2 separate regions of the Homo sapiens genome follow, and region 2 is linked to region 1. Evidence: chromatin contacts called from ENCODE Hi-C or POLR2A ChIA-PET data. All regions are on one chromosome and are shown on one strand. Each heading gives the region's core, a stretch centred on a gene start or an enhancer-like site at or near the end of the contact. The rest is flanking DNA. Distances are from core to core; before and after follow the strand shown.

Region 1 (5,523 bases), core at 1,006-3,505:
TATTAGTTAACCAATCTTCTGCCTCATCATGGCACAGATGTCAACTTTAAACAAGACTCCAGAAATGTTTTTTTTTTGAGACAGAGTTTTGCTCTTGTTGTCTAGACTGGAGTGCAATGGTGAAATCTCAACTTAATGCAACCTCCACCTCCCGGGCTCAAGCAATTCTCCTGTTTCAGCCTCCTGAGTAGCTGGGATTACAGGTATGCGCCACCACGCCCGGCTAATTTTTTGTATTTTTAGTAGAAACAGGGTTTCTCCATGTTGGTCAGGCTGGTCTCGAACTCCGGACCTCAGGTGATCCACCCGCCTTGGCCTCCCAAAGTGCTGGCGTGCCCGACAAGACTCTAGAAATTTTAAAACAGTTTCACATAACTTGAAAGTGAGAAGGGGCTTTAGAAATCATCTCAGAATGGCCTACTTGCCTTCGCCCAGGCCCAACAAAAATTTACAAAGCAGAAGTGGGCTTCAAAAGCAGCTCCTCCAGAGTCCAGCCCCAGTGTTGCTATCTGGAAATTGGGAATGGCTGCCCGCACTCACAATTCGTACTGCATCCCTTGATATTATCTGTGCACTTCTGCCTCCCTTTCTTAACTATATACTTCTTTAAAGACAAGAATGCTATCATAACTCTTTTGTAGTCCCCTTCTTTCACTATCACAGTTTCACTTAAGAGTCACCCAATAACTGTTTGCTTAACAGAACAATGTAAAATACCTGCGCAACTACTTTCCCTTCATCTCTTTACCTCTACACATATTTTTGGATTTTGAAATGTGAGATATTTTTGCTTGATTAGTTTATTGCTCTCATTCAATAAGAACTTATTTTAACAATCACTTTGTACTATACCATAGGTAAAACAAATTTACGAGAACACCACCTTTTTTTTTTTTTTTTTTTTTTTGAGACAGAGTTTCACTCTTGTTGCCCAGGCTGGAGTGCAACGGCGTGATCTCAGCTCACTGCAACATGTGCCTCCCCGGTTCAAGCGATTCTCCTACCTCAGCTTCCCGAGTAGCTGGGATTAAAGCCATGTGCCACCACACCCAGCTAATTTTGTATTTTTACTAGAGATGGGGTTTCGACATGTTGGCCAGGCTGGTCTCGAACTCCTGACCTCAGGTGATCTGCCCATCTCGGCCTCCCAAAGTGCTGGGATTACAGGCGTGAGCCACAGCACCCAGCCGAGAACATTACCTTTATAGAAAGCATTTTCTCCTTGTTTACCTCAGGGATTTGCCATACATGACCATGTGTTCTAGTTTTCTCCTTACATATTTCAGGCAGGTCCACATAAGCATTAATTCATGCCTTCTCTTCCTGATCACTTACCTAATAAGTCAAAGCGCTGCTTCTTTATGCCTGGATCAAGTCCAACATGTCCTAGCTTTTCACTATGATTAATTAATTTAAAAATATAGGGATGGGCCAGGCATGGTGGCTCACGCCTGTAATGCCAGTCCTTTGGGATGCTGAGGCAGAAGGATCACCTGAGGTCAGGAGTTCGAAACCAGCCTGGCCAACATGGTGAAACCACGTCTCTACTAAACGTACAAAAATTAGCCAGGCATGGTGGCACGCACCTGTAGTCCCAGCTACTCAGGAGGCTGAGGAACAAGAATCACTTGAACCTGGGAGGTGGAGGTTGCAGTGAGCTGAGATCACACCACTGCGCTCCAGCCGACAGAACGAGACTCCTCTTAAAAAAAAAAAATACCTATACACACACACACACACACACACACACACACACACACACACATATAGGGATGGGTGGGGGTGGGGGGGAGAAAACCAAAGGATGTGCCTAGCAAATTACCATTTGTCTTGAGGAATGCTGGTCCAATCCCACAAGGAACTCTAGTCCTACATCACTTCCAGTTTTCACTTTGAAAATGTACTTAGACTAAGTACACAATGACCTAAGGTTTGAAAATATTTCTGTTCTCCAGTTTGGAGAGCTCCCTCTAATGAAACTACATACTATAAATATACAGATTAATATGCAATAGTCTAACCTATCAGTAGTGATAGTCCAATAATTAAGTATAGTATTAAGTCTGCAGTCAAAATTCATCTACCTGTTCCTGAGCACCCTTCCTCACAGTCAAAACCTTTTCCCAAAGTGCACATGCACACACACACACACACACACACACACACACACAGCCTCAGATGCCTCTGGAAGAGACATCAACCCTGGTCTGACCACTTCTGCCTAGACAAGGGCCTCTGTGAACCTCTCTTCCCAGTTTTTCTATGCTCCCCAGTGGCTGAACTGAAAAATGCAAGTCACCAACAAGCAAAGCAACAAGCACAATCTCCAAAACGTTTTCTCTTCAAACCACTGTAAGGGCAAATACCATATACTATTCTGCTTGGCTTGTAGCCTTTTCTTTCACTTTCTTTGGTCACTTTCAATATTCTGCAATTTCTGGAGCCCCACGACATGCTGCTTGATTTTCTACACTCCCTTTGCACTAGTAGCCTGGGATCCCCTGGCTGCAGGTGCGGTATGTTTACTCATCTAGCTCCCTAACTTTACTCATCTAGCTTTGCCTAATGGCAAAACTTGAGAGCAATGACCTTGTTTCATGTCTGTTTGTAGTAAACACACTGCCTAGCTGACAGAAGACATTCAAATATTTATGGGAAGAAAGAAGAAAATTTAAAAAAGAAGGAGTGGGAAGAACACTAAAAAGAAGGATGTTAGGCTGGGCACGGTGGCTCATGCCTGTAATCCCAGCATTTTGGGAGGCCGAGGTGGGTGGATCACCTGAGGTCAGGAGGTCAAGACCAGGCTGGCCAACATGGTGAAACACCATCTCTACAAAAATACAAAAATTAGCCGTGCATGATGGCAGATGCCTGTAATCCCAGCTACTCGGGAGGCTGAGGCAGGAGAATTGCTTGAACACGGGAGGCAGAGGTTGCAGTGAGCCAAGATCATGCCATTGCACTGCAGCCTGGGTGACAGAGTGAGACTCCATCAAGGAAGGAAGGAAGAAAGGGAGGGAGGGAGGGAGGGAGGGAGGAAGGGAGGGAGGGTAAGAAGCAATAGGCACTAACTTCAGGCTCAGGAAATCTGTGTATGATTGCCTGCTACTTGCTAGCCGTAAGAGTAGGAATAACTTATTCAGTGGTTCCAGTTTCTTATCTGTAAGACTACTGGACAATAGTCTATAATCTCTGAGACCCCATAACCTGTAGATTCTAACATCCTATTGTTTTATACAAAGTCCACCATGTTTGTGAAAGTCACCATGACAAACACCCATTTTCAATGATATTTTCAAAAGCAAAGCCTTGACCTTCTTTACTAGTTTCTGCAGATATCATTTGCCCCCAATTTTATGTTTTGAGATATTTTGAATTTCATAACAAATACTGAAATGCAGTAACAGAACTTGCAAGTGTTATCAAATTACTATTCTAGAATCATAAGAAGTCACTCAAGGAAGAAGTCAGGTAGAAACTAGAACTGCCAATGAAGAGAATGAATTCCAATCAACCATAGTAGAAATAATGCACGAAACATATGCATGCCAGGATATCATAAAGGAGAAGACTGTAAAATAAACGTACAGTGCAGAGGTGAGATATGCAAGAGATTTCTGGTCTGTCTTGAGGCAGAGGTGATGAGAGGCAGCAAAAAGCAATCTGTGCTTAGAGAACAGAGATGTTAAGATGAATGGTGAAGTATGAGTTATGAGATATAACAGAGATCTTGAGGTACTGCCAGACAGACTCAAGTTAAAGCAATTACTAGCATCTGGAAGAAGTCTCCAAAGATTTTACTCAGACTTCAGTTATTGGTCCCTGACAACTATCAGGAATGGAGCTATGACAGCCTTTTATTCAACTTTCCTAAGCAGGAAAACAAAGGCATCTCTACCACCCAAAAACTCAAAAATTTTAAACATTCTAAAAACACCTAAGTAACATTTCCTCTAAGGACTTAGCAAATTTGGTTTTGGGTTCATTGTGTTTACTTGAACTATATGTGGGCAAAGAGAATCTGAGCAAAAGGATTTGTCCTACTTAGCTAGTCACACGCACAAGTTAGTATTCTTACACTACAGCCTCATGGGACCAAAACCCAATCCATCCACTCTAACTGTGAAAGTTGAGCCTTATCTCTCAAAGATTGATTAATTGAAGCATGGATTCACATTTTGTAGAAAGCTTACATGCCTGAGACTTCAAGTCAAAGTCAATTTGCTTAATACAATTTCTATGATACAGTATAAAAAGCATGTTCTTATAAAACAAGAACACATGAGAACACATGAGTATAATGTCTCCCATGTCCATGACATTTCCACATCATGAATGTGACCACTGTTCACTGACAATGCATTCTTTCAACAAGTAGTTTCTGAGCACCTACTGCATGCCAAGTACTAACCAGGCTAGATGCCGAGATACAAAGATGGGTAAAAGAAATCTGGCTTTGACATGCTGGCTATCATGTTGTTTGGGAAGATAGCACTGCTGTCTTTCTAAAGCTTGCAGTTTCTCATCAGACATATAAGGCCTTTCTCTGCAATTGCTGCGGTATCTTTTTTTTTTTTTTTTCCTTTTTGAGACTCAGTCTCGCTCTGCCACCCACGCTGGTATGCAGTGGCGTGATTTCGACTCACTGCAACCTCCGCCTCCCAGGTTCAAGCAATTCTCCCGCTTCAGCTTCCCAAGTAGCTGGGATTACAGGCACGCGCCACCATGCCCAGCTAATTTTTGCACTTTTAGTAGAGTCGGGGTTTCACCGTGTTGGTCAGGCTGGTCTCGAACTCCTGACCTCAGGTGATCCACCCGCCTCAATCTCCCAAAGTGCTGGGATTACAGGCATGAGCCACCGCACACAGCCTTGCAGTACCTTTAATAGTTCTGATTATATGGGAAACCCCAATTCTCTTAACCTAGAAACACAAGTGGACAACCCATGCTTTAAAAATCTAATGAGTCAGTGCTTTTTTTCTGTTTTGACTTGGCTCATGCCCTTAAGCTACTCTTAAATAACACAGTAAGGAAACCTATTTATACCACCACAAGCAGCTGCAGCTTGTCAAAAAAAATCAATGAATTTTCTAAAAACATTTCTTTGGCTTGGTTTCAGTTTTCAGTTCATCTTAGAAGGTCATCAGCTAAAGATCAGGTAAGATCTAATGAATCAGCATTCTTGCACACAGCTAATGCTCTATCAGTCTCAACTTACACATTCATACATTTTTTAAAACTAATATTTATTGAAAACCTACTATGCTTTATGAGTTGAAGATACACTGGTAAACAAAACAAAGAGCCCTGACAATGTGGAATTAAATTCTAACAAAAAGAGAAACAGCAATCAATAATAATAAAAATAACAAGTGGCAGGGAGTGATGGCTTACATCTGTAATCCCAACACTTTGGGAGGCCAAAGTGGGCAGATCACTTGAGGTCAGGCATTCAAGACCAGCCTGACCAACATGGCGAAATCCCATCTCTACTAAAAATACAAAAATTAGCGTGGCATGGTG
Region 2 (6,164 bases), core at 3,262-5,761, 140 kb after region 1:
CTTCACCTGACCTATCCGAGCATGAGTCAGTCTCAAAAGATGAACTGAAGTTTACCAGGCAAACAAAGAATAAGGAAAAACATTCAAGGGCAAAGTAGACAGCAGGTTCAAAGTCACAGAGGCATAAAGACTATGTCTTATTAACCAAGGCAGTTATGTAGAGGGCTTGTGAGAGAATAATGATGGTTGAGAGTTTCTAAACTTTAATGATAGTCACTTACTTCTCAATCCTGATCCACATGGGGAGATTAGAAGAAGCAAAGAATTAGCTAGACTCCTGGCAAGAGAAACAATTCACCTATTCCCTACCTTCAACTGATGCCTATTACACAAAATAAGTTCAAATATTTAGCATAATGTACAAGCCCTTTCTAATCTGGCCTCTACCCAACCCACCAGTCTGATGTGCCAGCACCACCTCAAGCTGTTCACTGAGAATGCCATACCCTCCCACATCTCTGTGCTTTTATATATGTTTTTCTCATGCAGAAGATACCTACTTCTACTTTGTACTTGGTAAATTCCTCCTTATCTCTCAGGACTCATCTCAGGTGTCTGCTTATCTGTAAATATTTCTGGAGATCCAAGATGATTCCATAATGCCTTGTGTATAACTCTAGAACAGTACTTTCAAAGCACAGAACATGCATTATAATTGCTTGTTTTCATGTCTGTTGATTGACTCGACTGTGATTTCCTAGTGACCAGGTACTACAGGAAAGTAACAGATGGTAGAGGTACATGCTTGGGTTCTGGAGGCAGGCCACCTAGATCCAAATCCTAAACTCTACCCCAAACAACTAGATAACCTGAGGCAAGTTATGTATCCTCTCTGGGGCTCAGTTTCATTATCCATAAAATGGGAATCATAACATCTACCTCATAGAATTGTTAAATAAGTGACATAAAATAATGCCTGTTACACATTTAGCCCTCAGTAACTGTTAGTTAACACATATCTGTATGTCCCTTATTTTCTACATAAAATGCATGTTTGTTGAATGAGTAAATTTTCCTACCATTTCATATTTCTCTGCATAGATACCAAATTCTACTTAGCCTTTGTTTTATTGAATCATGAAAAATAAACCCTCATTTCTAAATATGTACTTTTTTTTCAATTGGTTATGATAAACAGATCCTTTTCTGTAAAGGAATTTAACTTCTTTCCATTGTTGTTGGCCTGGTTACTGAGTCAGACATTCTCTTGGCCTTCGCACAGTCTCCACATGTGCCTGCCACACAGTTACCCCCACAGAAGGGCAGTTCTGTTTCAATAATTTACAAAGACATTTTCAAGCCAAATCTTGATGGCTCCCCTATGTTGGCACAAGAAACAACAACAGGCTCCCCACAGCATAGAGATGAGCCATACAGACACTTTTTTCTAATGCCAAAGCAAATAAAATTATTGCAGTCATAAAATTACTTTACAAGTTTTAAAATGGCATTTTCTAAGCCCCAGCCTTGGTAAAAAGCCCATGAGCCAGAACCAAGGAAAGAAAAATCAGAGCACACAGAACAACGTGCTCAGGATGTGAGAAGGGGATGAAGACCAGCTCCTAGTTGAGCCCTGAGTTTCTGAAGAAAGGTGGCATTGTGGCCAACAGGGCACCAGGTTAGAAAAAGACAATGGTGCTGCCTTATAACAATATAAAGGCCACACCTGAGAAGGCCAGGACACTTAGAGTTACCCTAGGCTGGGTGTGGAGGGACGCACAGGCCTCACTGGCTCAAGAGCCTCCAGGAGGAGTTCAGCCACTGCTACTGCCCAAGACTCCAGCCCCACCTTCCTTCACTGCTTCTCCTATCCTGACACTGGTTTTGTTGTCATCCTCTTCATCAGTTCTCTCATTACCACACCTAGATTTGTTGACTCTATGTCCCCATCCTCATTCTAGAACTCCAGCTTCAGCAGGGCTGGGAGTTCACCAGCTTTCATATCAGCTGCCTGACAGTGACTAACTCTTGCTTTTTTGTCAACTATCTATCCATCCTAGAACATTCTATGAAACCCTATTCCTTGCTGAAACTCATATGAGTACGCTGCCACTTGTTGGGAATAACAACAACCTAATTATTCAAAGTTAATCTGATAATGTTTTTAAACTAAAAGAACAACCACATGATTTGACAGTGAATTTAATATTTTTATAAAAGACAGTTCTCTACTTACAGGCCTCCTGATTGAAGCACCTTGAACAGAGTGATAAAATTCTGGCTGGACTCGGCTGCTCTTCTTGATTCTTCGTTTCCTCACTGAAGTTTCTTGCTCACTCTGATGGTGAACTTCCACCACGGGCTTCACTTCTTCCAGACGGGCAGCTGCGGCCGCTGCAACTCGTCTTCTAAGATGCCGAGGGCTTGCTCTGAATCCCTGTGGCAGAAAACACAACCAAGCAAATCCAGATTTGTATTGAGTTAGTCTGGAAGTTCTCCATGGCTAGTTATACAAAGAGCTCCAAAAGTCACTATATTCAGTGAGATCACGTGCACTCCCAAAGTGAGCATGGAGGAGGCTTAACGTGCAAGTTAAGTTTTCCCCACAAGTGTTCTTTAAAGCACCCCAGTATTTCAGGGCCCAGAGTTATTCTACATTAAGAAGTGTTCTTAATTGAGTAAAGCCAGTCCAAAAAAAAAAAAAAAAGGAGGGAAAAAAAGCAGGTGGGCACACTGCTTGACTGAAGCATCAGGGAGACTGTGAAGAAGGGCGTTTCCATTTTGGCCTGAAGTAGAGTGTAGGGAGCGGGACAGGATATCATTCCAGGGTAAAGTGCCACTTTACATTCCTGAGAGAGACTCTTTCTGAGGAAGGAAAGAGCAGGAATGCCAATCATCACTGCAAAACACCACAAAGTGAGGGTTCCAAACTCAAATGGAAGCAACGAGGTGGCACAAAGGGTATGGGTTTGGGCGTCAGATGGGCCCGGGTCCAAATGCTGACTTCTTAATTACAGCTACACAATGTATTAAATATTTCTGAGTCCAACTGTTCTAACCTACAAAATGTATAACATTCCACTCACAGGGCTTTTAAGTTTTAAATAACATAAATATAAGTAAAATTCCAGCTGGGCACAATGGCTCACGCCTGTAATCCCAGCACTTTGGGAGGCCAAGGCGGGTGGATCACCTGAGGTCAGGAGTTGGAGACCAGCCTGGCCAACATGGCGAAACCCTGTCTCTACTAAAAATCAAAAATTAGCTGGTCATGCTGGTGGACGCCAGTAATCCCAGCTACTTGGGAGGCTGAGGCAGGAGAACTGCTTGAACCTGGGAGGCAGAGGTTGCAGTGAGCCAAGATCATGCCACTGCACTCCAGCCCAGGTGACAGAGTGAGACTCCATCTAAAAAATAAAATAAAATAAGATAAAAAATATATATATGTGTGTGTGTGTATCTGTGTGTGTGTGTTTCTGTGTGTGTATATATATATACATGTAAAATTCTAAGCATGGTATCTGACACATAGGAAGTGCTTAATAAAATTGTCATTTTCCTCTTCTTTAGAGCAAGATGAGTATAAGGACAACTCAGACAACGGAAACATGTCAGCTAAGTCATATTATGCAACTGAGAACATGCAATTTTGGAAAATATCAATAATTACATAAAATAGTCTTGGTCCTCATGGCTTACAATTTACTGGAGAGCAGAAGGAGAAATCTAACATAGAGTTCATAAACACATGGGAATGTGTAATGAAGGGTTAAAGTGGTTAAAGTAGTAGACTCTCAGCGCTAGCAGATCTCAGAGAAGGAAATCAATGAATGAAGCTGAGTATAGTTACATTTGGCTTAGTTGAGTGGGTGGCATTTGAAGAATGAATTGAATTTATATTGAAGACAAAGGAAACAACATAAGAAATGAATGAATAATACATAGATGATAGACAGATGGGTGGAGTATTTACAACAATAAGAAACGTTATTTGATAATGTGCTGGTATGAGGGTACAAGCTAAATATGGTGGGAAACTAGTGAGAGATAAACACTAAATGATCCAAGAAGGGCTTCTTTCAGTTTGTGTGTCTTCTGAATTTTTGAAGATGTATAAAAGGCTTAAAGTCTGCAGTAAATGCATAAAAAATGAGGAGTAAGAATTTCAGAGAGATGAACAGTATGAGAAAAGGCATAATAATGATTCTGTGGGATTCTGAAAGATAAATGTGTACAGTGGGATTCTCACTGAGGGAGCCGGAAGATGGGCTACTGTCCAATTATGGAGAGCCTGTACACCAGGCTGAAGGATATGAAGAAAGAGATAATTTTTAAAAAAGGAGGGGGTTAACCCCAGAGTCAAAAGTAGCAATGAGGTCAACAGAAATCGGTAAGGAGAAAATGCAAATGGATTTGGCAAAACCGAGGTCATTGTTTGGGCTCTCCTAATCCATCCGCAAATACTTTAGTCTTGTTCCCATCCCGCCCCTGCGTGCAAGCTCAGCTGGTCCTCTTCAACCGAAAATAGTCCCAGAACATCCCCACCACTCCCACGTAACTCAGGAGGTACTACAGCAGCTGCTGGAGAAGAGGATTAAGGAGAAGAGGGAACTGGGCCAAATGCTGAACCAAATTCTAGGGCAGTTTAGACCACACACATCAAAACCAACAACCATACAGGCTGCTTTTTATGCAGCTTCCTGGACATTCCCCATCCACCCACCCGCCCCCTCCACCCTCTACACACACACATTCATTCTCTCTCTCTCTCTCTCTGTCTTTCCTTCTCAATCTCATTTTTTAACAAGCTTCTCTGATAATTTTTCTACACTTTGAAGACTAAGAATCTCTAGGAACCAGAGTTTAGTTTGACCACTAGATGGCATTATCTCCCATAGCCCTGCATTCTAATTCAGAAATTTGGTGTTCTGGTAGAATGAACAAAATATTTGATGATATAGTAGCTTCTGTAATAGTGGAGTAAGTTCAGTACATTTCTTTGGTAAGAATGTAGATTCTCTTATGAGTAATAAGCAACCAGATTTTGCTTAACTGGTATTATTACCAATAGTCCTCAGTGGACTACAAATTCTAGAAACACTTAGGGAGAAAAACTGCATAAAACTTCGCTAAAGTAACCAAATGACAGAGATTAAAACATGCTGTCACAGCCATTCTGCAAAACAATAACTCAGTGAATTCACATCCCTGTATCTACCCTAGAGAAATTCTACCAAGAGTGCCCAGTAAGATATTCAATGCAGAATTATTTATGATATAAAAAAATTTTTTTGAGACAGAATCTTGCTCTGTCACCCAGGCTGGAGTGCAGTGGTGTGATCTCAGCTCACTGCAACCTCTGCCTGCTGGGTTCAAGCGATTCTCCTGCCTCAGCCTCCTGAGTAGCTGGGATTACAGGTGTGCACCACCATGCCCGGCTAATTTTTGTATTTTTAGTACAGATGGGGTTTCACCATGTTGGCCAGGCTGGTCTCAAACTCCTGACCTCATGATCTGCCCAGCTCAGCTTCCCAAAGTGCTGGGATTACAGGTGTAAGCCATCGCATGCGGCCAAAAATTCTAAACCACTTAAATCAGTCTTTCCTAAACTTCAGGCATCTTCATTCCACCTTAACATTTTTTCTCCAGATCTGAGCACTGCCTCAGTTATTTCTTTTATACCCAAATTTACTTGTACTATTTTAAAATAACTATTTATAAGCACTGTGGTATACTACACAGACTCTGCAGCCACTATCTGGGTTCTAATACTGCCTTTGTCACTTCCTAGTTGTATGATCTTGAATAGTTACTTAATTATTTCCTCACCTATAAAATAAGGATTAAAATAGTAATTCATAGGGTTGCTGAAAAGAATAAAGTAATGGAGGTAAAGTACTTCAAAGAGTACCTAGCACGTAGTAGTACAGAAACATTCACTATAATTACTATGGATATTACTTGTGTGAATAAAATATAGTCTTGAACACAATAGTGTATTATTCATACTATCTAAAAAAGAAATCAGGTGGAAATAGGAAAATGAGTCACATTGCTGGTGTGCCTTGAAGACAGACACATGTGAGGTACCGATCATTAGGAGAGAGTTCTTTGTTACTCTCCAGTGAGTCAAACTACCTGGGTTCAAATATAATACCAGCTCTATTACTTACTAGGTGTGTGGTCTTGGCTAAATTACTTCTCTGTGCCTTGCTTCTTCTTTA

What was found. Hi-C counts contacts between places; a loop is a spot of excess contacts on that map. ChIA-PET counts read pairs that join two places held with the same protein, here RNA polymerase II (POLR2A). Pooled maps may share reads with other maps.
Region 2: a pooled map shows a loop between it and region 1 (2.5-fold over the local background). The contact joins two enhancer-like sites. A Hi-C loop is called at or near these places in 10 of 37 single-sample maps with no recorded cell type and 5 of 50 pooled maps. POLR2A ChIA-PET finds 5 or more read pairs at or near these places in 1 of 52 experiments (AG04450).

What each region holds. Positions count from the first base shown.
Region 1 is chr6:56,761,961-56,767,483 of GRCh38, forward strand. All of the region lies in intron 4 of DST (dystonin), which reads right to left. Among named protein-coding and RNA genes, the nearest start is that of DST-AS1, 79 kb to the right of the region's middle. RefSeq lists an enhancer at 5,076-5,195. Within about 2 kb of position 2,256, at least 3 of the 41 ENCODE cell types and tissues checked have a DNase peak (open chromatin) inside an H3K27ac peak, as active enhancers do.
Region 2 is chr6:56,898,245-56,904,408 of GRCh38, forward strand. DST (dystonin) reads right to left here. Exons shown (of 104, transcript NM_001374736.1): 3 at 2,177-2,377. Among named protein-coding and RNA genes, the nearest start is that of DST, 54 kb to the right of the region's middle. Within about 2 kb of position 4,512, at least 3 of the 41 ENCODE cell types and tissues checked have a DNase peak (open chromatin) inside an H3K27ac peak, as active enhancers do.